Regions from separate parts of the Homo sapiens genome. Here all the other regions are linked to region 4. The links are chromatin contacts, found by Hi-C or POLR2A ChIA-PET in ENCODE. All regions are on one chromosome and are shown on one strand. The core of a region is the stretch at or near the end of the contact, and the rest is flanking DNA. Distances in the headings are between cores, read along the strand shown.

The links. Hi-C counts contacts between places; a loop is a spot of excess contacts on that map. ChIA-PET counts read pairs that join two places held with the same protein, here RNA polymerase II (POLR2A). Pooled maps may share reads with other maps.
Region 1: a loop to region 4 is called in a pooled map, with 4 times the contacts of the local background. The contact joins two enhancer-like sites. A Hi-C loop is called at or near these places in 2 of 37 single-sample maps with no recorded cell type and 3 of 50 pooled maps.
Region 2: a loop to region 4 is called in a map with no recorded cell type, with 7 times the contacts of the local background. The contact joins the promoter of ACSL3 here to the enhancer-like site in region 4. A Hi-C loop is called at or near these places in 1 of 37 single-sample maps with no recorded cell type and 3 of 50 pooled maps. POLR2A ChIA-PET finds 5 or more read pairs at or near these places in 2 of 52 experiments (CD4-positive, alpha-beta T cell and PC-9).
Region 3: a loop to region 4 is called in a map with no recorded cell type, with 9 times the contacts of the local background. The contact joins two enhancer-like sites. A Hi-C loop is called at or near these places in 2 of 37 single-sample maps with no recorded cell type and 4 of 50 pooled maps. POLR2A ChIA-PET finds 5 or more read pairs at or near these places in 1 of 52 experiments (OCI-LY7).

Annotation. Positions count from the first base shown.
Region 1 is chr2:222,730,429-222,735,904 of GRCh38, forward strand. No RefSeq gene overlaps it. Among named protein-coding and RNA genes, the nearest start is that of MOGAT1, 62 kb to the left of the region's middle. RefSeq lists an enhancer at 229-348 and a silencer at 3,662-3,956. Within about 2 kb of position 3,668, at least 7 of the 41 ENCODE cell types and tissues checked have a DNase peak (open chromatin) inside an H3K27ac peak, as active enhancers do.
Region 2 is chr2:222,857,414-222,862,806 of GRCh38, forward strand. ACSL3 (acyl-CoA synthetase long chain family member 3) reads left to right here and starts at 3,623. Exons shown (of 17, transcript NM_004457.5): 1 at 3,623-3,845. RefSeq lists an enhancer at 3,338-3,632 and silencers at 3,349-3,678, 3,749-4,118.
Region 3 is chr2:222,909,298-222,914,939 of GRCh38, forward strand. All of the region lies in intron 4 of ACSL3 (acyl-CoA synthetase long chain family member 3), which reads left to right. Among named protein-coding and RNA genes, the nearest start is that of ACSL3-AS1, 7.5 kb to the right of the region's middle. Within about 2 kb of position 2,999, at least 6 of the 41 ENCODE cell types and tissues checked have a DNase peak (open chromatin) inside an H3K27ac peak, as active enhancers do; they include OCI-LY7, where a contact is called at or near this core.
Region 4 is chr2:224,519,615-224,524,966 of GRCh38, forward strand. The region is part of intron 3 of CUL3 (cullin 3); the gene reads right to left. Among named protein-coding and RNA genes, the nearest start is that of CUL3, 63 kb to the right of the region's middle. RefSeq lists a silencer at 2,044-2,113. Within about 2 kb of position 1,822, at least 5 of the 41 ENCODE cell types and tissues checked have a DNase peak (open chromatin) inside an H3K27ac peak, as active enhancers do; they include OCI-LY7, where a contact is called at or near this core.

The DNA of each region.
Region 1 (5,476 bases), core at 2,418-4,917, 1.8 Mb before region 4:
CTTGGCAATGTATCAGAAAAATCTAGGTAGTTAAAAAAAGAAAGGATTTCTGCACTGTATCCCAGACTGAGTGAATCAACATCTCTGAGAGTGGCATCTGGGATTGGTAAATATTTTAATCGCCCCAGGCAATCGAAATGCAGCTTATCCATAGACTCACTTTGGGAGCCATTGAACAGGGTTGCATGAAAGCACAGGCTCAGCTGCAAAACAACCTCAAATTACAGAGGCCTGACCAAGAAGCTGATTTCTTTCTTACCTAATAGTCTGGAGGCGAATGGTCCAGGATGGTGGGTGGCTCTGCTTCACGTGTTCATTTAGAGACCCAAGTCCTTTCCATCCTGCTGTTCACCAGCCCCTAGGGTGTTGTCTTTGTTGAGCTGAAGCTGGCTGCTACCACATCCACATTGCAGCCCACAGGGAAAACGGAAGGAAAGGACCAGAGAAGCACTGAGTTGTATGTTAAGGCCAAGGCTCAGAAGTGGCACACACCACTTCCACTTTCATTATATTGGCCTAAACTTAGCCACATGGCAGCAAGCTGCAAGAAATCTGGAAAGTGTAGTCTTTCTTTAACCTAAGACATAAAAATTTTTGCCTTGACTCTCTAAATACACACACACACACACACACACACACACACACACACACAGAGGTAGGTGGGCATATGCTGAGCTAAAATTAGACACCTAAAGTTAAACATTCATTACTTTCAGTTAAACATCATAAATTGAGTGCCTGCACTAATATTTATTCCTTCCCGAAACTCCGTAAATAAAGGAATAAAAATGGTCAAAAGTAAGAAAGTCCCAAAGAGAACAGGAGATGAGTAAGAGGAGAAAGTGATGTCAACACTATTTTGCAAAATGGAAAACAGAAGGACAAGTGGAAACTGACCTGGCAGAGCAGAACAGGCAGAAACTTAATGCCAGAGAGAATTGAAGGGGAAAGTCCGGTAAGGAGTAAGCTGATTCCCACTGCAGAACCTGGGAGAAGCTGAGCTATGGAAGGCACCACCTAACTGAAGGTTGAGGGTGGAGGGAAAATCCAGAGAGAGGAATGGGAAGTCCCTTGAAGTAGCAGTCAGGCTCTCAGATTTCCTGCCCTAGTTCCTGGAGCATAGTCACCCTCTACCTGGATAGGCACCGGAGCTTTGCTCTTGGAAATTTTAGGGAACCTCTGAGCTCTGGGACACCAGGCTCAACCAAGGGGATGGGGGTGGTGAAGTGCCCTTAAAGCAGATTCAGTGGAACTTCCTATTAGATGGTAAATTCCTTAGTCCCCTTCCCACACTAGGTTCCCATGATCCTAGGCAGCCACTTTTATATTCCTCCAATGGGAGACTGGTGAGTTCCTCTCTGGGGAAACTGACCAACAGAAGAGGGAAGACCTGCCAGGTTCCAATTTCTGTAGGTCCCCATCTGCCACACCATAGTGAAGCCCACCAACAGTCTTTTCACACAGAGCTGCCACTCAGCTTTTAGTGACAGTAATGGACATCCAGGAATCACCAGACATTTCAAGAAAGGCTTCAACAGGAGAGAATATACCAAACAAGGAACATGGGAGAGATGAAGATAGCAGGAGAAAACTTCAGAAAATGGTCATTGATATTTTTGGAAAGATAAAATTTTACAACAGTAAAACAAGAACAGAATGTAATGTAAAAAGGAACATTTATTAAAAAAAGAAAGTGACATAACTACATGGAGATGATGGGTGGAGGAGAAAAATAGGTGCAAGAATGCGAGGGAGTCAAATCCTCCTGTTGCATGGGAGAGTGCTAACAGATGAGGTCTAAAATTAAAAAGTGAAGAAGCAGCAGTTTAAGCATGCAATGTAGACATATAGAAAAAGCAAAAGGAGTTGAAAATTACTGACGCTGGAAGCAGGATTGGAAGGTGAGGCAGAAGACTGCTGGTTTTCATTATAAGCTAGGACTGTTTGATTGATTCATCCATGCCCATGATGATGTTAAAATATATTTTAATATTTTTATTGGTTTTAATATTGACATTTTATACTTTAAAATAACAAAAAATACTACTTCATATTTTAAAGACTATCTTCCAAGAAGATGTTGAGATATAAATGTAGTAGAAGCCTCTATATGACGTGATCAGTGTGAGATTACTGTCGAAGCACTAGGGCGAAAAGGCAATTTAAAGGAAACTTGGACTTAAGACCTGAGACATTTGAAAGAATCCTGGAACTTTCCTGGGGGAAAGTGGGAATTCCTATTTTAAGAAATCTGAGCAAACTGTTATAGGCCAAGCTGCCAAATGTCTGTAGAGGGTTGGCAGGTGTTGTAGAAACTGCAGATCCTCTGGTTTTTAAAATTTTGTTTATATACTTGAATAATAGGAAGTCAGTTTGTTTGGATAATATCTGGAAATGAGACTTTTCTTTTTAAGTTATAACAGAAATACTTTGCATAGCTTTAGTCAAACACTAGTAATTGACTCCTCAGAAAACCCCCTCCCATCCCCCCAGCTGGTGTCCCATTAAACGAGTTGGATACTTGCTTTCTCTGTCTTCCTCTCAGCCAAGAATGCCCATGTGACCTAGTTTTGGCCAATGAGATATAAGGGAGTCTGCTTAGGGGCTTCTAGATGTTTCCTCCTGCCTGATGGGAGGTTAGTGCACAAGGAGAAAGATTCTGCATCCTGCTTTTGAACAGTGTGATGATATCATTTTGGAGCTGTCTGTGGTCATCTTAGCAAACCATGAGGGCAATTCCAAAGGAGTTATGAAGACAACAGTCCAAAACCCTGGCATCGATATATCCCAAACAAACACCAGTAACTAACTTAGGTGTCCCTGTTATGCAAGAGCAATATAGCCAAGATCAATCTGGTTTTCTGATGTTTGCAACCAAAAGCATCCCTACTCTCACCATTGGTCCGAATATGCCATTGGGTTATTTTTACAAATGATATCGTGGTCTCAGTGATTAGGCAGTATTGAGTGAAGGGAGGTAAAATGATTTACTCACATCAATGTGATCATTCCATTCAATTCATACTTTTGTAAGACAGTTTATAATGGAGCCCCTGAAGAGGTGTGCCTTGACACACAGATGTTGCAAGTGCGATGAATTTTTGACCCCTCAATCCTGGGGGTTAGCAAGAGAGGACTGGAGTAGCAGGAGTCTCTAGGGCTACCAGAGTCCCAGAGCAGTGAAAACTCCCTCTGGGCCTCTTTACCTGTTTACCCAAATCACTGTGCAAATCTAATCCTTTCCTCACAGTGCTGTCAAGTCAAATATGCCAGGAAGCCATACTCTGGGATTTACTTATGGCATTTATGTGCATTCTCTCTCTCTTGGTTTTCACAGAAGCATTCTGAAGTTATTATTAATCTCATCTTCCAAATGCAGAAATTGAGATTTAAATCTCAGCGCCCCAATCCGTACAGCCATTTGGTAGCAGAGTCAGAATTTGGAACTAGGGCTCCAGACTCACTCTCCTGCTGCAGAGAATAAGCATCCTTATTATTCCCAGCTCCCCATTCTCATTATACACTTTCCTCTGAGCGTACCTGACAATGGTCGACTTTCATTGCTGAGAGGGGGTGGCGGGAGGAGGAAGCGAATGGGGTGATGTGATGTAAGCCAGGAGAACGAGGGTGGCTCAGCCAACTCAAATCTCTTTGTTCATGGTTTGTGAAGATGTGACAAGACCAGAGAAGCCAGAACAGAAGATAGAGGCCACATTGTTCTGCTGGCCTGGGGCCGAATGTACTTCCTCACCATGTGTTTCTTTAGCCTCCTGAACTTTGCTCGATGGCATTGTACTGGCCACTGTGCCAGCTGCTCAGGGTGGGAAAAAGAAGGAAGAGTTTGCGTGGGAGCAATCTGGGCTATGTCCCAGCATATGTGGCATTTCTGCTTGTTTCTTTAACTTCCAGAGCTGTTTGTCTGAGACTTTCAGCCCTGGGGCTACTACTGGTCAGAATGTTTTATTTCCACTTGTGAACCAGGATGGTGGGGATCTGGAAGAGAACTAGAGGCATCTGGGGACCAGAGGGTTAGTCCAGCCTTCTCCAGGATGAATCCATTTCCCCAAATCACAAAACCAGTTAGTGACAGAGGCAAGAAAGGGACGAAATTCTCCCCCAAGTTAGTAGAGCTGGCTCAGGGAGAGTCCAGTTTGGAAGCCGCTTCCTGGATGTGTGACCCTGGCCAAGAAACTTCTCTCCAAGCTGGAGGTTCTCCATCTGTAAAGTAGGGATTATAAAAGTGCCTTTTCTGTAGGAATGAAAGAAGTAGTTGAGGTTATTCATGTAAATAGCAAACTCTACTGCCTGAGCACACAGGATGTGCTGAAATGTTTGGTTTCTATTATTACTGATTCCTAGACAGCTTCTCTCTGTTCAGTTTTGCAGCTCTTTAGTGTGCTAATAGCTAACTGTGAGGATCACAACAGAAAGTGTTCCATTCATCAAAACACACTTAGAGCTGGGCTAAGTAACTCATATCTGTAATCCCAGCGCTTTGGGAGGCTGGGACTATAGGTGTGAGCTACTCAGCCCAGGTCTAAGGAGTTCAAGACAGTCTGTACTAAAAATACAAAAATTAGCCTGGCATGGTGGTGTGCGCCTGCAATCCCAGCTACTCAGGAAGCTGAGGCAGGAGAACCACTTGAACCCAGGAGGTGGAGGTTGCAGTGAGCCGAGATCGTGCCACCGCACTCCAGCCTGGGTGACAGAGTGAGACTCTGTCTCAAAAAAAAAAAAAAAAAAAAAGAAAAAGAAGTAGAAAAAGAAAAAGACCAGCCTGGGCAACATAGACTCTATCTCTGTAAAAAATTGCCAGGCATGTGTGTGTGTGTGTGTCTGTGGTTCCAGCTACTCATGAGGCTGAGGCAGGAGGATCACTTGAGCCCAGATGCCTGAGGCTGCAGGGAGCTGTGACCATACCTCTGCACTCCAGCCTGGGTCACAGAGTGAGATCCTGTCTTAAAACAAACAAAAAACCAAAATCAAAACCAAAAAAACCCCCTCACTTTACTGTATGTAAGTTATAACTTAATAAAATTGAATTTGGTTTTATGTTGAAGTATTTATTCTATCACAAACCATCAAGCCTCATTAAAAACATGTAACGCTGTCATTTCAGCAGATCCTTACACAATTATAGCTGCAACTGAAACCATGACAGCAAAAGGTATCAGTTTAGAGGGAACTGAATTTTTTAAAGTGTTTTAACATTAGTCTAAGTGTAGGTGTAATGGATGTCAACTTGAGTGCAGTTATAGATATTTGCCCAGAGTATTGCTTAAGTCTTCTAAAAATCTCAGTATCCAATTTAAAAAATGTGCCTTGTGGTTAAACAATGATTGTTTGGGGGGCTTTAAGGAAATTGCTTATTTTTCCCTTGCAGCTTATATGCTTTTCCTTGCCCAAAGATTTGAACAGTTTTTAATGAACTCCAGACTTTATTTCTCTAAAGCTTTGTAAAGTCAGAATACATTTT
Region 2 (5,393 bases), core at 2,373-4,872, 1.7 Mb before region 4:
GCTGATGCAGAAGCTGCAGCAAGTTATCTGGAAGATCTAGCTGGGATTGTTGATGAAGGTGGCTATGCTGAACAACGGATTTTCCAGGTAGACAAAACAATCTTATATTGCAAGAAGATGCCATCTAAGACTTTCATAGGTAGAGAGGAGAAGTCAATGCATGGCTTCAAAGCTTCAAAGGACAGGCTGACTTTCTTGTAACTGGCTATTGCAGCTGGTGATTTTAAGTTGAAGCCAATGCTTATTTACTATTCTGAAAATCCTAGGGCCCTTAAGAATTACGCTAAATTTACTCTGCTTGTGCTCTATAAATGAAATAACAAAGCCTAGATGACAGCTCGTCTGTTTTCAGCATGGTTTATTGAACAGTTTCAGCACATTTTTGGGAGTATTGTTCAGAAGACGTGATTACTTTCAAAATATTATTACTATTGACAATGCACCTGGTCACTCAAGAAGTCTGATGAAGCTGTACAAGGAGATTAATGTTATTTTCACGCCTGCTAACACAACATTCATTCTGCAGCCCATGGATCAAGGAGTAGTTTTGATTTTCAAGTCATTTAAGAAATTTCATGGGGCTGTGGCTGCCATAGTGATTCCTCTGATAGACCTGGGCAAAGTAAATTGAAAACTTTATGGAAAGGATTCACCATTCTAGATCCCACTATGGACATTCACAATTCATGGGAGGATGTAAAAATATTGACATAACAGGAGTTTGGAAGAAGCTGATTCCAACCCTCATGGTTTACTTTGAAGGGTTTGAGACTTCAGTGGAGGAAATACCTGCAGATATGTTAGAAATAGCAAGAGAACTAGAATTAGAAGTGGAAACTGAAGATATGTCTGAATTGCTGTGTCTCATGATAAAACTTGAACGGATGAAGAGTTGCTTCATATGGATAAACAAAGTGGTCTTTGGAGATGGAATCTCTTCCTGGTGTAGATGCTGTGAACACTGTTAAAATATCAAGAAAGGATGTAGAATATTACATAAACTTAGTGGATAAAGCAGTGGCAAGGTTTGAGAGGATTTTTTTATTTTTTATTTTTTTGAGATGGAGTCTCGCTCTGTTGCCCAGGCTGGAGGGCAGTGATGCGATCTCAGCTCACTACAACCTCTGCCTCCCAGGTTCAAGCGATTCTGCCTCAGCCTCCTGAGTAGCTGGGACTCCAGGTGCGTGCCACTATGCCCAGCTAATTTTTGTAGTTTTAGTAGAGATGGGGTTTCACTATGTTGGCGAGGCTGGTCTCGAACTCCTGACCTCGTGATCTGCCTGCCTCGGCCTCCCAAAGTGCTGGGATTACAGGCTTGAGCCATCACGCTCGGCGATTTGAGATAATTGACTCCAATTCTGAAAGAAGTTTAACAGTGGGCAAAATGCTATGAAGCAGCATTACATGCTACAGAGAAATTGTGAAAGGAAGAGTCAACCTATGGTGCAAACTTCATTGTTGTCTATTTTAAGGAATTGTTACAGCCATCCCCACCTTCAGCAACCATCACCTTGATCAGTTAGCAGCCATCAACCCTGAGGTGAGACCCTCCTCCAGCAAAAAAGATTACAACTTGCTGAAGACTCAGGTGATTGCCAGCATTTTTTTTGCAATAAAGTATTTTTAAATTAAGATATGTACATTGTTTTGTTAAATATAATGCTATTGCACGCTTTATAGTATGAACATAACTTTTTTTTTTTTTTTGAGATGCAGTTCACTCTTGTTGCCCAGGCTGGAGTGCAATGGCACGATCTCGGCTCACTGCAACCTTCGCCTCCCAGGTTCAAGCGATCTCCTGTCTCAGCCTCCCGAGTAGTTGGGATTACAGGCGCATGCCACCACGCCTGGCTAATTTTTGTATTTTTAGTAGAGACAGGGTTTCATCATATTGGTCAGGCTGGTCTCGAACTCCTGACCTCAGGTGATCCGCCTGCCTTGGCTTCCTAAAGTGCTGGGATTACAGGCGTGAGCCACCGCTCCCGGCGAACATAACTTTTATATTTACTGGGAAACCAAACAATTCATGTGACTCACTTAATTTTGATATTCCCTTTAAGTGTCAGTGGTCTGGAACCAAACCCACAATGTCTCTGAAGTATCTCTATGTATTTCTACTTAGCTTGTTAAACAGCAAACAAGATGAGAATTTAGAATTTTAATTCCCAGGACCATTTTCTTTTAAATATAGGTCCATATCCATAATATATATTCCATAATATAAAGATAATGAAGAAAGATATTGTTGGAATTCTTCTAGTCTGTTTTAGGCTTATGGATAGATAAAAAGGTGCAATATTAGTTTTCTTCTCTCGGAAAAAAACCAGTATTTTCCAGAGGATTTCATGGTTCTAGAAGTACTACTTCTAAAGCCTGCTTCTCTCTGCAGAGCTGCGAATGTCTTTTCAGATAAGAAATTCTGCATTCCATTTATCTTCAGGATGTATCCTTTGATAAGATTTCAACAGATTAATGAGCAACTGAACTGCCATATTTTGAAGTGGGAGAACAGTTTGCCTGAGTCAGGTATCCATCCCTTTAGGTTCTCGATTGGCCCTTGGCCCACGGTGAGTGAGCTCTCTTTGCTTGGTGCATCATCGCTCCACCTAGTTCAAGTTCTGGCGGCTTCCTGATTTTGATTCTCTTGGGAAATGAGGCCTGCTTTAGCCTGAGGCTGGCTCAGGAAGGCAACCTTTCACCTACTTAAGGAAAAGTTCACAGGCAAACTAAACAATATGTTGGGTTAAAAAAAGAGACCAATCCTACTAGTACTGGGTGAGTGAAAATCTTCTCTCTTACAGTACATGTAGTTCTACTACCTGCACTGGATGCTTTCTTTCTTATCCTTGTTTAGTGTCTAAAACGAGAAACAATGGCAAACTCCTTAAAATACAGAACCACTGTGGATTCCTAAGAACGTTCAAAAACAATAATTTGGAGTAAACTTTATTTTTTGAAAAGAAATAGCAAATTTGCATGGTGAGTGCATTTAGAGGAAAACGGGTTATATGCTAGGTCAAGTGAGGCCAAAACAAGAGAAATGATAATGGATAAGCTTTGAGTTTTTGAGGCTCTTCTTGCCCCAGGCAGTTCCAAAAGCCATTTTATTTGGCAGGATTTGACAGCAATTTCTGCAAGAACGGGATAACTAATCCAGTTAAAAACGAAAAAGAATATGCATACTATTTCATAATTTATATTGAAATTTATACATTACAGCAATAATTGTGCGACTGTAATTTTTTTTTTTTTTTTTTTGGTGGAGGGGTGTTTTTTCCTGGAGGGACGGAGCTCCTGCAGACCCTATTGGGCTAGCCGCTCCTCCCACGTCGCTGCCGCAGATCCCCGCTCCCCTCCCCCACCCGCGGTCCGTCCCTCCTGGTCGACCCCGTTCCCGCCCCCGCCCCGCGCAGACTGCAGCCAGGTCCGGTCCGCGGCGGCTCCGCGGAATGACCCGTAGTAACCTCGCCCCGCCCCGGGCCGCCAGCGCCGCGCTCCCCGGCCCGAATTCGATAGGCCCAGCCCCGCACGCGCCACCGCTCGCGGGCCAATGGGTGGCAGCCTCTCTGCATAGGCAACGAGTGCCGGCCGGGGGTGAGCGTCCCAGGCGGTTCCGCTCAACAGACGCTGCTGTGGCTGCGCCGGGCTGCGACACTGCAGTTGTCTACGCGGCCGGGGCCGGGACGAGGAGGCGTTGGACGGGGTCGCATACGTTCGTCCCCTCGCATTGCGGCCCCGACAGCTGCGCCAGGATCCCCGGGCGGCGGCGCGGGGCGTGAACGCTCTGGGGCTCAGCCAGGCCTGCGCGGGCCCGAGGCCGGAGGAACCCGGACTCCGGCGTAGCGGTGAGTGCGGCGCCGGTTGTGGGAGCGGCGGGAGCCGGTTGGCGGCGCGGCCTCCGCGTGCGGTTCGGCTGGGCCCGAGGGGCTCCCCAGCCTCGGGGCCTGGGACCCTGTCGTCGGCGCCGCACCTGACCGCTGGGTGTGCGCGCGGGCGGCCCGCGGCACCAGGAGCAGCGGCGAGCAGGGTGGGAGGCGGCCCGCTGGGGTCCGGGAAGCGGCTGACGTGGGGCCTCGGCCCTGAGCCCACGCGAGCCGGGAGCTGCAGCGCGAACGGCGTGGGGCGGCGCTGACCAGGCAGGGAGGATGCACTGCGTGCCTCCCGGCGCTGTGGGGCGGGGTGGGGAGGCCACCCCCTTGAATTAAGAGGGCTCTGCCGCGGCCCCAGCAGTGCGGTGTCCGTGGAAGGAGACTCAGCCCTGCGATTTCGGAAAACCCTTGTTTGGCGGGGCGGGAGGGGCTGTTGCTGCGTGGGGTGAGAAGAAACTAGGTGCGTGAGGTGGGTCGACCTTGGTGATTGGTTCTGGGCACTATCGTGGTGGTGGGACTGGGATTAAGACTGTCGTTTGGGGTTTGAGAGTTGCAGCTTTGCTTTTCCCCAAGTGCGTTTTAATCATATACTGTTGATAGGTTGGGTAACTCGGGGACTGCTTACTACCAGCAGTCCTGTGGGGTAGGTGTTATCAGGCTCGTTTCACAGATGAGGAGCCCGAGGCACAGGTTTTCAAATGGTTTTCGCAGGAAGTCTGATACTAGAAAGTGTGCTCTAAGCTGCTGTATAAAAGATCCCTCGAAAATGAAAAGGCTGGAGGAATGTCTTTAAAATTATATGGAAGCTAGAAAGGCAGTAGGCTTTGTGAACGAAATTATAGCTGAAAAGAATGACAAATAGCTGACATTTATTGAGCTTTTATTACATGCCACGCACTGTTTGGAGAGCTTTATGTACAGTGTCTTCACACTGTTAACAGTCCTCTGGGGTGGGGGTTATTCCCATTTTACAGCGGGAGAAACTGCAGATTGGACGACTTAGCTTGCCTCAGATCTCAGCTAGTAAGAAGCTGGGATTCAGACAGGCCTGTGTAAATCCAGAGCTCTGAAATCTAAGCACTATATTTTGCTGCCTCTCCTTGGTGGCTGGCTGAATAGTTTCCACAGTGGATTTTAGTCTGGGTGGCCAGGAGAGTTGTAGTTTGATGATACCTTCTTTCATGTTTATCAACCTATTTTGTTTCCCCAAATTAGTTCTGAGAGTTAAGGGTGCTGATGAGTTGCTCCTGAAAGTGTATTAGAAGGGTATTATAGGGGACAGGTGGTGTGACATGGGAATCTTTTGCACAGACTTGATTTTGTTTTCTGGCATTTTTCTGGGCAGTTCCTCACACTTGGGGATGAGTAAGCCTTCTAATTGTCGCATGCGTTTTCTCTCTAGACTTTTCCTGGTTTCTCTTTTGTATAAAAATATTGGTTTTGTAGGATGACATTGGGTGTGGGGCAGAGTGGTCCATTGGACCTAAGGGTCAAGGTGACAAGTCACCTCGTATCTTTGGATCT
Region 3 (5,642 bases), core at 1,749-4,248, 1.6 Mb before region 4:
CTTCCTGTACTTACCAGCACTGATATGTTCTGAGTTTTCAGAAGGACATCGCAACCCAGTGGTGTGGAGCTCTTCCCCAGTGTCTACCAGGGTTTGGAATGTCTAGGGCAGTTTTGAGTATGAAACCATACTCCCTGTCTCTAGAGCAGCTGGGTGCTGGAAATGGCTCCAGGTTTTGGGGTGGGACCTGCTGTGTTAAATGTGGCTTAGATGTGGGTTGCAGTGAGTGCTTCATGTCTTTGTACTTTGGCTGTGGCAGTTGCATGGTTCTTAAAACATTTCTTTTCAGAAATATGGAGAAACCTGCCATTGTTGATTTGAAACAACGGGCAAGATGTTCTCAGAGGCAGTGTAACAGCGATTAAGAGCCTGGACTCCAGACCCAGACTATAGGTCTGAATCTTGGCTTTGCCACTTAACTGGCTTTCTGACCCTGGAAAAGTAGGTTAACTAATTCGCCTCAGTTTCTTTTTCTGTAATATGAAGATAATGATCATTACTGACACTCAAGAGCCAAGCTGTTCTAAGAGCTTTACATATATCATCTTAAGACTCACAGTTACCCTATGAGTTAGTTGTTATTATTTTCACTTTACAGATGACAGCACTGAGGCACAGATAGTTGAGGTAACCTACCCCAGGGACACTACAGCTAGGGAAGCTGGGACTGGAATCCAGGCCTTCTGGCTCCAGAACTCATACCCTCCATTCTTCACTGATCACAGCTTTCATGCTTGTGAGGATTGAGTGTGTGTGTATATATCTGCAATGTGCTTAGAACAATTTGTGGCACTTAATGTAAATGCTCTAGCTTTTATTATTAGATTACTATTATCTTGAGAATTCAATGAGGAAAATTATAGTAGAAAATTCAATGAGGAAAATTAGATCGTGGAATAGTGTGTTTCACTGGTAGTATAGAAATGGCGTGAGAATGCCGTTTATGAACTTGGATATGTGACTTCCTTATGAGCAGTTCTTGAAACTCTAGTAAGTTAAAAATTGAAGATAAAGTATTTTTTAGAGGGGGTACAGTGAAGTGATGTGTAGTTGGTTGATAATTTGGTTAGGTAATAGGTTTAATATCTTTTAACCATTTCCAGCTACTTTGATCCCCAACTGGCTTTTTTTCCTGTCAGTTACAAGGAAACCGTCAACTCTTGAAGGAGAGTCCAAATAACTGCAACTATGGAATGAAAAACTCAGAGCTCCTCTTTTACTGGAGGGCCAGAGGGATGTTGCTTAACCTCCTCTATATATGGCCCATTAATTTTGCCACTTAAACAAATTTCATACATCATTTTCCTCAAAACATGAAGGAGATGCCAAGCAAGTTGATGTCAGTAATTCCTAGAAACTAAAAACATTTTAACTTGACAACAGAATATGTAAATTTCCTCACGTTTAAATAGAGTAGTTGTGTATCTTGTTTTATCTGAAACCATCCTGATTTATACTTGTTGCTGTGACATTAATAGTGCCCCCTTACAGTCTCAAAAGTGCCCTAGTTTGGATAGTTATGTGGTCACCTTATTTTTAAGACATATTCCCTATTTCTTTTGCAGACTTAGAAAAAACTGAATTTTTTTCTATTTAAGATCTCGCTGAAGTTAATAGCACATTTCTAGAAATTGAAATCATGAGTTAAGCATGTTTGATTTTTCTTTTCCAGCCTATGGATTGTAATTTCCAAAACATTTTATCATAATGAAGTTTGCTTTTGTCATATTTACATATCTGGCACTGCCTTTTTTTTTTTTTTTTTTTTTGAGATGGAGTTTCACTCTTGTTGCCCAGGCTGGAGTGCAATGGTGCCGTCTCAGCTCACCGCAACGTCCGCCTTCTGGGTTCAAGTGATTGTCCTGGCTCAGCCTCCCGAGTAGTTGGGATTACAGGCATGCGCCACCACGTCCGGCTAATTTTGTGTTTTTAGTAGAGACAAGGTTTCTCCATGTTGGTCAGGCTGGTCTCGAACTCCCAGCCTCAGGTGATCCGCCCACCTCGGCCTCCCAAAGTGCTGGGATTACAGGCATGAGCCACAGCGCCCAACCAGCACAGCTTTTTATGGCACTCTGTTCTTGAGTCTGTTTTTGAGAAATCGGGTAGTTATGAGAAGGTACTGAAAACAGTACATTTTTATGTGCAAAAGTTTTCTACTTTTCTATCTGCTTATAGATTCATTTTTTTGTCTTTGATATGCTATTTGAATTCAAAGGTTGGATTCTCTTTTAGTCTAAGCATATATACAGAAGTCTTATGTTTCAGGAAGCTTCGTTTTTCTCCGGTATCCCACACATATTTTATTCATTTTAATGTGGCTAGTATTGTCTTTCAGTCGTCATTCGGTATGTACAGCAGCAAACTAGTTCTCAATTGTGTAAAAAGAAGAAAAGCTTATGTGGTGAATATGAAATTTCTTCCTAATTCGTGTATCAGTATAACTGGACAAAATAAAATCCTAGAGCTATGATAGTTGTTTCCTAAATGTGCGTGTGTAAGTGTATGTGGCTCTTTCCTGCTTATCTTAACCATAGTGCCTTTGTATTCAATGATTATTCAACAAAGTATGAAGTATTTGAACTCATAAAAGTTAGGTGAGACAGACTGTTTTTTAGCAACTTTTTCTGTCTATAGTTCATTACTGTGAAGTTTTATTTAGTTAGTAAAAGGAGGTTTTGAATTTCTATATGTCAGAAGATCTGCCTACTAGCATTTGCTATGAAATTGGCATTTGTGGTTCATCAAACTTTGTTCAGAAGGCTGTGTCTAGACTGTGTCTTGGGAACATGTTATAGTTTTCTTTAGGTTCATTGGGAAAGTAGAATTAATTTTTAGATTTTGCATATAATAAATGAAACAAGTAGTTTCTCTTGGCCATACTCAAGAAGAAAGTGTGCAGTGTCGCTGGTTAGCTGAGGCTTTAGTTTCTGTTCATTCTGTGTTGCAGCTGTGGCAGTGATCTGCAGACTGCAGAGTGGGTATCTCAGCTGCATGTTAAACATGCTAGGCCTTTTTCGTTTTCCCCTCTCTTGGTTTCTTGTTACACCCATTGCATTGCATCAGTAGCAGCATCTGCCTAGGGTGTTGAAAAGGGGAACTTTCACAACTGGTGGGTTAAGCTGTGTACTTTCTGCTATTAGTGCCTGCTAGCTGATCAAGCTCAGTGAAGTGTGTCTTCATTAAATAGTTTCCATATTTGAAGATAATCTTCAACTGGAAAAGAAAACGAATGTTGTAGCAATATTTAAAATATTTTTTGAGTAAGACTTTTGGGGATTAACCCCAGAATGTTGTATCTGATATGGTTGAAGGAAAGATGCACAAGCCTTATTTCAAATTAATGAACTTTGAAGCTTTGTTTCCATCTTATCCCAACAGTCTATTTTGAGGTCCTGAGGGGAGGATGAGTGGATGAAAAAAGGCAGTGGCGATGACCCTGCTCTCGTTGTGTCCAAGGTAGAGTAGCCACCAGCTTCACTACGACCAGATTCTTCCTTGGGGGACAGAAAAACAAAAGGCACTTGGTTGCTTGGCAGGCCTTTTCAGGGTCCTTTTAAGTTTCATATGGTTTTATAAAACTGTAGCAGAGTTAAGAGCTGGAACCTGTGTCAGCATCACCTGATTCCAGTGTTCCCAGCAGTAAATGCATTGCACTAACGTCGTCTTGAAATGAACAGTGAAATGATTTCAGGACAACCTTAAAATACATGTATACCTGAAATAGAACAAAGCTGCAAAGACTAAAAATAGAAACAGAAAAGAGTACAAGCTGGCTCATATACTTTGTGAGCCATCAGAAACACTTGATTTTTTCTTAGATATTTTATAAAAATAAGAAGAGAATGAGGGATTATGTAATATGGTGCTTAGAGAAGACTTCACTATGACATTCCTTCTAAATTGATCCAAAAAGATAATAGAAACACTCATTTATGTCCTTGTAAGTTGACTTAGCTTTCTTTTCCTCTTTCTTAATGCCGTCTTTTGTGTTATTTCTTAGTCACATTTTTTTACCCTGTTTGTGTATGTGTATAAAACTTATTTTCTGATTTATTAGGACATTTGCATCATGCTATATGTAACAAATTATGGTCAGTCTCTTGGCTGGGATTTGTGGGTTGGTTATTATATTACTCTTCTCTTAGTTTCCCCTTCCAAACTGTCCCTCTCCTTTCATCCTATTTATTAAAGGCACTGCTGCATACCAAATTGTTGAAGCCAAAAAATCAGGGGTGTCTGATTTACATCCCTTACAGCCTCCCCCCGCCTTTTTTTTAGCAGGCCTCCTTGCTTCCACACTTGCCCCCAACTGTAATTCACTCACACACAGCATAAAAATGATTTTTCACAATTGTTAATCAGGCCACCTTACTCACCTGCTTAATAAGACCCGGACTTCTTTCTACAGTGCAGTTGAAGCATTGTGATTTTATGCTTAATCTCTGGAATGAGTTTGCCTGGGTTCATATTCTAGTCCCATTACTTATTAGTTACATGATTTTGAACAAGTTATATTTACTCTACATCTCCATATTCTCATGTGTAAAATAGGGATAATAATAGTAACAGTTTTTTACAGGTATGGTAAGAGTTTAATAAGTTAACACTTGCCGTGTCCTTAGCATGTAGTAAGCACTAATAAAGGTTAGTTACCCTCATTATCATTATCATGATTATTACAACTATCCAGATCTCTTGAATATTTTTACTCTGTGGCTCCCCTCAGAATAATTTTTTCATAGTGATCTTCAGTTGCAGAGAGAATGGTTAAATGAAGCCAGGTGTACTTTACTGAAGAAGACAGGAATGTGTGTAATTTTGAAATATTTCTAAATAGTGAAAGTAAAACAAGTCCTAGTGCTTAAAGAGGTTTTCAGTAGGAGACAAGATTACCACCTGTAAGTAGAGAGAAGGAAGGGTGGAAGGTGTGTGTGTACGTGTGTGTGTGTGTGTGTGTGTGTGTGTGTGTGTGTGTGTGTGTATTTTGAGACAGGGTCTCACTCTTGCCCAGGCTGGAGTGTAGTGGTATGATCATAGCTCTCTGCAGCCTTGAGTTCCTGGGGTCAGGTGATCCTTTTGCCTCAGCCTCCTAGGTAGCTGGGACGACAGGCATGTACTGCACGTCTGGCTAATTTTTACACTTTTTTAGACATGGGGTCTTGCTGTGTTGCCCAGGCTGGTCTCGAATTCCTGGCCTCAAATGAGTTGCCTGTCTCAGCCTTCCAAAGTGTTGAGATTACAGGCATGAGCCAGTGCACCTGCCCAGAGGAGGCTATTTGAATAGAGAGAAGGTTTCAGAGGTATTTCAGAGGGTGAGAAAACGAATAGACCAGGGATGTATGATAGGATTGCTTCAGGGTGTTGAGGTCCTAGATTTAATAAGGTTGGCTGTTCTGCAGCAGTGTTCAATGATATTGGCAAGGAATAAATAGTTTAATCTTGTCTTGGGCTAGCCATAGGGACAAAGTTAGGATTAGAAACTTTTCCAGCACAAATCAGATACAATATAGAGTGGGTAGTGTCCTCTAAATGTAATATTTATGAAAAACATAATTACTAGATGATTCAGTGGTTTAAAGAATTAAAATCATGAGATTCAGATTTCGTTTTATATTTTATTTTTTACATATGTGGAAATCTTA
Region 4 (5,352 bases), core at 572-3,071:
TATAAAACTATTAATAGTAATACTAAATAATCATTTATATTAAATGTCTGACATGTATGATTAATTACCATCAAGTACAATTAAGGGTACAGATGCATAACCCTTGAGTATTTGTGTGCATATGTTAAACAGAAATGCACACATATATTCACAGTAAACTTGTGATATGCACATGATATGATTCTAATATCATTTAAATTCTTGTGAGGTTTTAATTTTTATGTGTCTATTTTTTAAGATTTTTTAAAAGTCCCAGCTCCGGTTACCTCTAACTAGCAAACTCAAAGTATGAACAAGATTTTAAAAATCATTCCAAAAGAGAAAAAAAAAAAATTAAAGACTGATTTTAAAATGTCTTAATCCCAGGCTTTGACCAAAATGTAGTGACCAAAATGTAGTATGAGTTTGACATTAGTCACTTATCTACTAAAGAGACCTTAGCAGAGATAGAAAGTTGGTGGCTTTTTCTACTTGCCTTTTTAAAGCCAAAAACAGGCATTTTAAATATAAAATGTTCTGAAAAACATGTTCGAAAGCCTAATGTGAGTCAAGCATTATGTTTACATAAAGGGATGTGAGTTTCATCACCACAGAGATAAACCACATTTTAAATCTCTATTTACAGTTCTCTCTCAAGGGTTGCTATTCCTTGGCCAAGCAGGCCTGCAATGAGCAAAAACTTTCACAAGCTAGGTGGACCTGTGGTGAGAGACAGGAGCCAATGGTGGGGACCCACCTCATGCCCCCCTTTTCACAGCTGGTTCTGCATCTGACTTCATCCATACAGTAAGCTTGATAAACCAACTTCATTTGTAACATAAGCACTTCATTTGTAACATAACATCTATCTCACAATGCTATTCCACTCATTTCCACTTCTAGTCCTGAAAATAAATAGCTTTTAAGACCAACTTCCCTGCCAACAACTATAAAGGCTGGATAAAAAAATACAAAAGCACCACCAGTTTTAAAACATCAACTAGGACAGGCAGGTCTCCAGGAGTTGGACTGGAGAGAGATGGAGTCTTTCTAAGCCACAAGAAAAGGAAAGCTCAACCAGGTGACCTCCATGGAAAACTCCTGCAAATGCTTACTCAAGACCTAGGGCTCTTTGCATGCCCAGAAGACACGAGGACACCAACAAACAAAATGCTTGGCCCTACAAGACCACAGATATTACTACTTCCACCATCTTGGCAAAGATGTGCCTCTTCCTCTTCACCCTACCAACATATCTAAATAGTTAAATGATGTATAAGAAATCAAATTCAGCACATAAAAGTATGCTCAAAGGTGTCAAGACACACAATGCAAAAATACAGTTCCTATTGAAGCTAAACCTATGCAAAGTCAAGGGGTGTCTCTTAAAGTGCGCTAAATAGTTTCATTACTCAGGGAGTGGCATTACAAACAAATCAAATAAAAAGTTAAAATAAAAACAAATGTGAAAATTAAGTCCAAAAAACAACTTAACTCTTACTACTTAATTTACCTGCAAGAAAAAGTTTAGTAAATATTTTTAATAGTCATTATGTTACAGAAAAGCAAGCTAGGATAAATGGGTTCTAGGCAAAATCAATGGTGCACCCAAGGAAAGAAACAACTTAAAAATTGTTATTTTATCATTCCTATCTAATGTTTCATTTGTAACTATGAGTAAACAGGTGTTTGAGAACAAATTCTAAAACTAACCTTTGGGTCACATTCAACTCTGAAAGCTTAGTATAAATATAAATACAAAAGTCCTCTGGTTCTATTACAAAGTTTAAGGGAGCTTTTAATAACATGTTTGCTTTAAAGTCCAGTAGTTTCATACTTCTTTTTTTTTTTTTTTGAGACAGAGTCTCGCTCTGTTGCCCAGGCTGGAGTGCAGTGGCACGATCTCGGTTCACTGCAACTTCCGCCTCCCAGGTTCAAGTGATCCTCCTGCCTCAGCCCCGCTAGTAGCTGGGATTACAGGTATGTGCCACCATGCCCGGCTAATTTTTGTATTTTCAGTAGAGTTGGGGTTTCACCATGTTGGGCCAGGCTGGTCTCTAACTCCTGACCCGCCTCGGCCTCTCAAAGTAGTTCAGTACTTTTACTACTACTCCTAATAGACCAAGGATAGTTATTTATTAGTACTTATTCATCTATCCTCTGCCTGGTCCCACATATGGCCAGCAGTAGCTATTTATTTAGGAAAAAAAAAAAAGGTTTAACAATGTGTGAATTGCTGTGAAAGTTGGTCTTTTAAGCTAACTGTCAAGCTGGTTAATCAAACTCTTAAATAGTTCTTCTTTCAGTTTCTTATCCTCATACTAAGAACATCTGTAACTGTTTTTGTCTACTACTGTAAAAGAGAATACGAAAAGACAAATGTAAACAGGGTTAAAAAAATCTTTATAAATATTAAATACTTATTCTGCTAGTAAGCTAGAGATAAACCCTGAAAAGTTAAACTCACATTTAAAATTAAAAAAAAAAAAAAAAGAGGCAAATAACTCTATGACAAGTCTGTCAGAACATGTTAGAACTTGCCTTACCAAATTTAATCACTAAGGTAATCCTCTATTAACAAGTAATAAAATATTTTCAGAGTTCACTTTCAAATCATGAAATAAATACAGATTTAAAAAGGTTTAACACAATGAAGACAGAAATAGAAAAATTTTAAATGAGCAGAAAAGTAGTAAAAAGTTTCTACTGCAGAATCATAGTGGGGGAAAAAAAGTCTAATTATAATTAGATCGAAGTTTAAAGAACTTTCTCAATACTTTCCATGATACCAGTAACTGACTACACTTCTAAAACAGCACCAGTAACATATGAATTAGTAAATTGTACAGATAAACATTTCTAGATATAAAAATATTACTGATAAATTTGGTAGAGAAGCATATGATATGGTGTCAAAAAACCTGGTGGACTTAGCCACTACTAAAAAGCTCAGAGTTTCCACCACAGTAAAAATTTTCTTAAAATCTTTCTTGGGAGGCCGAGGCGGGCGGATCATGAGGTCAGGAGATCGAGACCATCCTGGCTAACACAGTGAAACCCCATCTCTACTAAAAAATACAAAAAAATTAGCCAGGCGTGGTGGCGGGAGCCTGTAGCCCAGCTACTTGGGAGGCTGAGGCAGGAGAATGATATGAACCCGGGAGGCGGAGCTTGCAGTGAGTCAAGATCCTGCCACTGCACTCCAGCCTGGGTGACAGCGTGAGACACCGTCTCAAAAAAACAATCCTTCTCAGGGGTCTGAAAAATTTTAACAAGAAAAACACAGTTGTGAAAATTTTTTATTTAAAAATAATTTCCATTTAAGAATTGTCTACCAAGATATTGGACAAATCAAACCCATGTTTCTCTAAAGTTGTGTAAACTGCAATAAATCATAAAATAAAAACACTGTTCTCTACTTCAAATTTAATAATCTAGAGGTCAGAGGGAAAAAAAACAGTTAATCACACTTTGAGGTCTTAGAGCAATGAATTTATAAGACTATCTTTCAGGAAAGAAGACCTGTATTAGAGAAGCAATACAATTCAGTGGTTAAGAGCACTGATTCAAGAACCAAATAGCCTCTGTTTCAGTCTTGTCTGCCATTTACTAGGTGTGACCTTAGTATCTGTCTCAGTTGCCTCATCTGTAAAATAACATCTACCTCAAAATGTTATTCCACCTTTAGTACTGAAAGAAAAGCTTTTGTAAGACCAACGCCCCTGGAAGAACAACTATAAAAGCTGGATGAAAATAAAAAACTACCACCTCATACCCATTAGAAGAGTTACTATAAAAAAAAAAAACACAAAACACAAAATAACAAGTTTTGACAAGAATGTGGAAAAATTAGAGCTCTCGTGCACTGTTGGTGGAAACCTAAGATAGTATAGCTGCTGTGGAAAGCAATATAGCAGTTCCTCAAAAATTACAAAAACAATTAACATAGGATCCACTAATTCCACTTCTGGGTATACACCCAAAAGAAATGAAAGCACATCTTGAAGAGGTATTTGTACATTCGTGTTCACAGCAACATTATTCACAGTAGCCAAAAGGTGAAAACAACTCAAGTGTCCATCAACAGATGAACAGATAAACAAAATGTGGTCTACACATAGAATGCGGTATTATGCAGCCTTAGAAAGGAAGTAAACTCTCACATATGCCGTAATACGATGAACCTTAAGGACATGCTAAGTGAAATATGCCAGTGACAAAGGGACAAACACCTTATGATTCCACTTACATGAGGTAATGAGTGATCAAATCATAAACAGAGAAGGTAGAATGGTAGCTGGCAGAGGCTTGGTGGAGGGGAAAATGGAAAGTTACTGTTTAGTGAGTACAGAATTTCAGTTTTGCAAGATGAAAAGAATTCTGGAGAGGATGGTGGTGACAGCTCTGTACAACAATGTGAACGTACACTTAATAGCTCTGAACTGCACACTTAAGGGTAAGATGGTAAATTTTATATGTATTTGACCACAATTAAAAAAACAAACCAAAAACCCCCAGTGTTTAAAAGCATCAAGAGTAACAAAGGCAACCTAGACTTGTAGGGCCAAGATTCCGGAGAAAAGGCAAACATACTGAGAGGAGCCCCATACCAGCCTTCACTGGTTCCCTTCAGTCACTTGCTGTCTTTGGAGGACTGGAAATAAGAGCCCAACCAGAAAGACAAAAGTGGAGTTGGTTACCAAGCAGCTAGGACTTAAGATGTCAAGGTTCTGAAGAGGAGAGAAACACAAAGAGCCGCAATTTCTGCAAGAAATTTTTCACTGAGATGTTTACTGATACAGCACCCTAAGCAAGGGGTGATGACACCAAGAATCCAAACAGAAACTATCAAAGGGAGGCTGAAGATCTGTGCTGAAGAGACAACTGTTAGAATTCTAGGAACATTAATTCAGAAGGCAACCTGGCAAACACCTCAGGCTTTCTTTCAGTTCAGACCCCAGAGGAACTATGCTCTGTGAATAGGTATGTCCTGGAAATAAAGGCAAACTGTTAACAGACCAACACTAACTAAAAGCTAGCCTCAACTAGATCACGGTGATCTGACTGTACTTTACCTGCCTGCCGGAACAAAATTAAATTTACTTTGGAGGAAGGTATCATGCAGGGCCTCCACAATTTTTCACAAACAATACTGGAATTCAAATTTTAAAACACCATGCTTGCCCGTTTCCCCCACAAAACAAAACAAAAACAACCCAGGATCAAAAGTATAAAAACCAAAGGGGAAAAACCCCAAGAAGTCAAAATGTTCTAAGACCTTTGCCCTACCCAGAAAGTGGTAAGTAACAAAACAAAAAACTAATCTAATGCATATAATCTCTAAGGTAACTACTAAAATAACATGTAAATAAT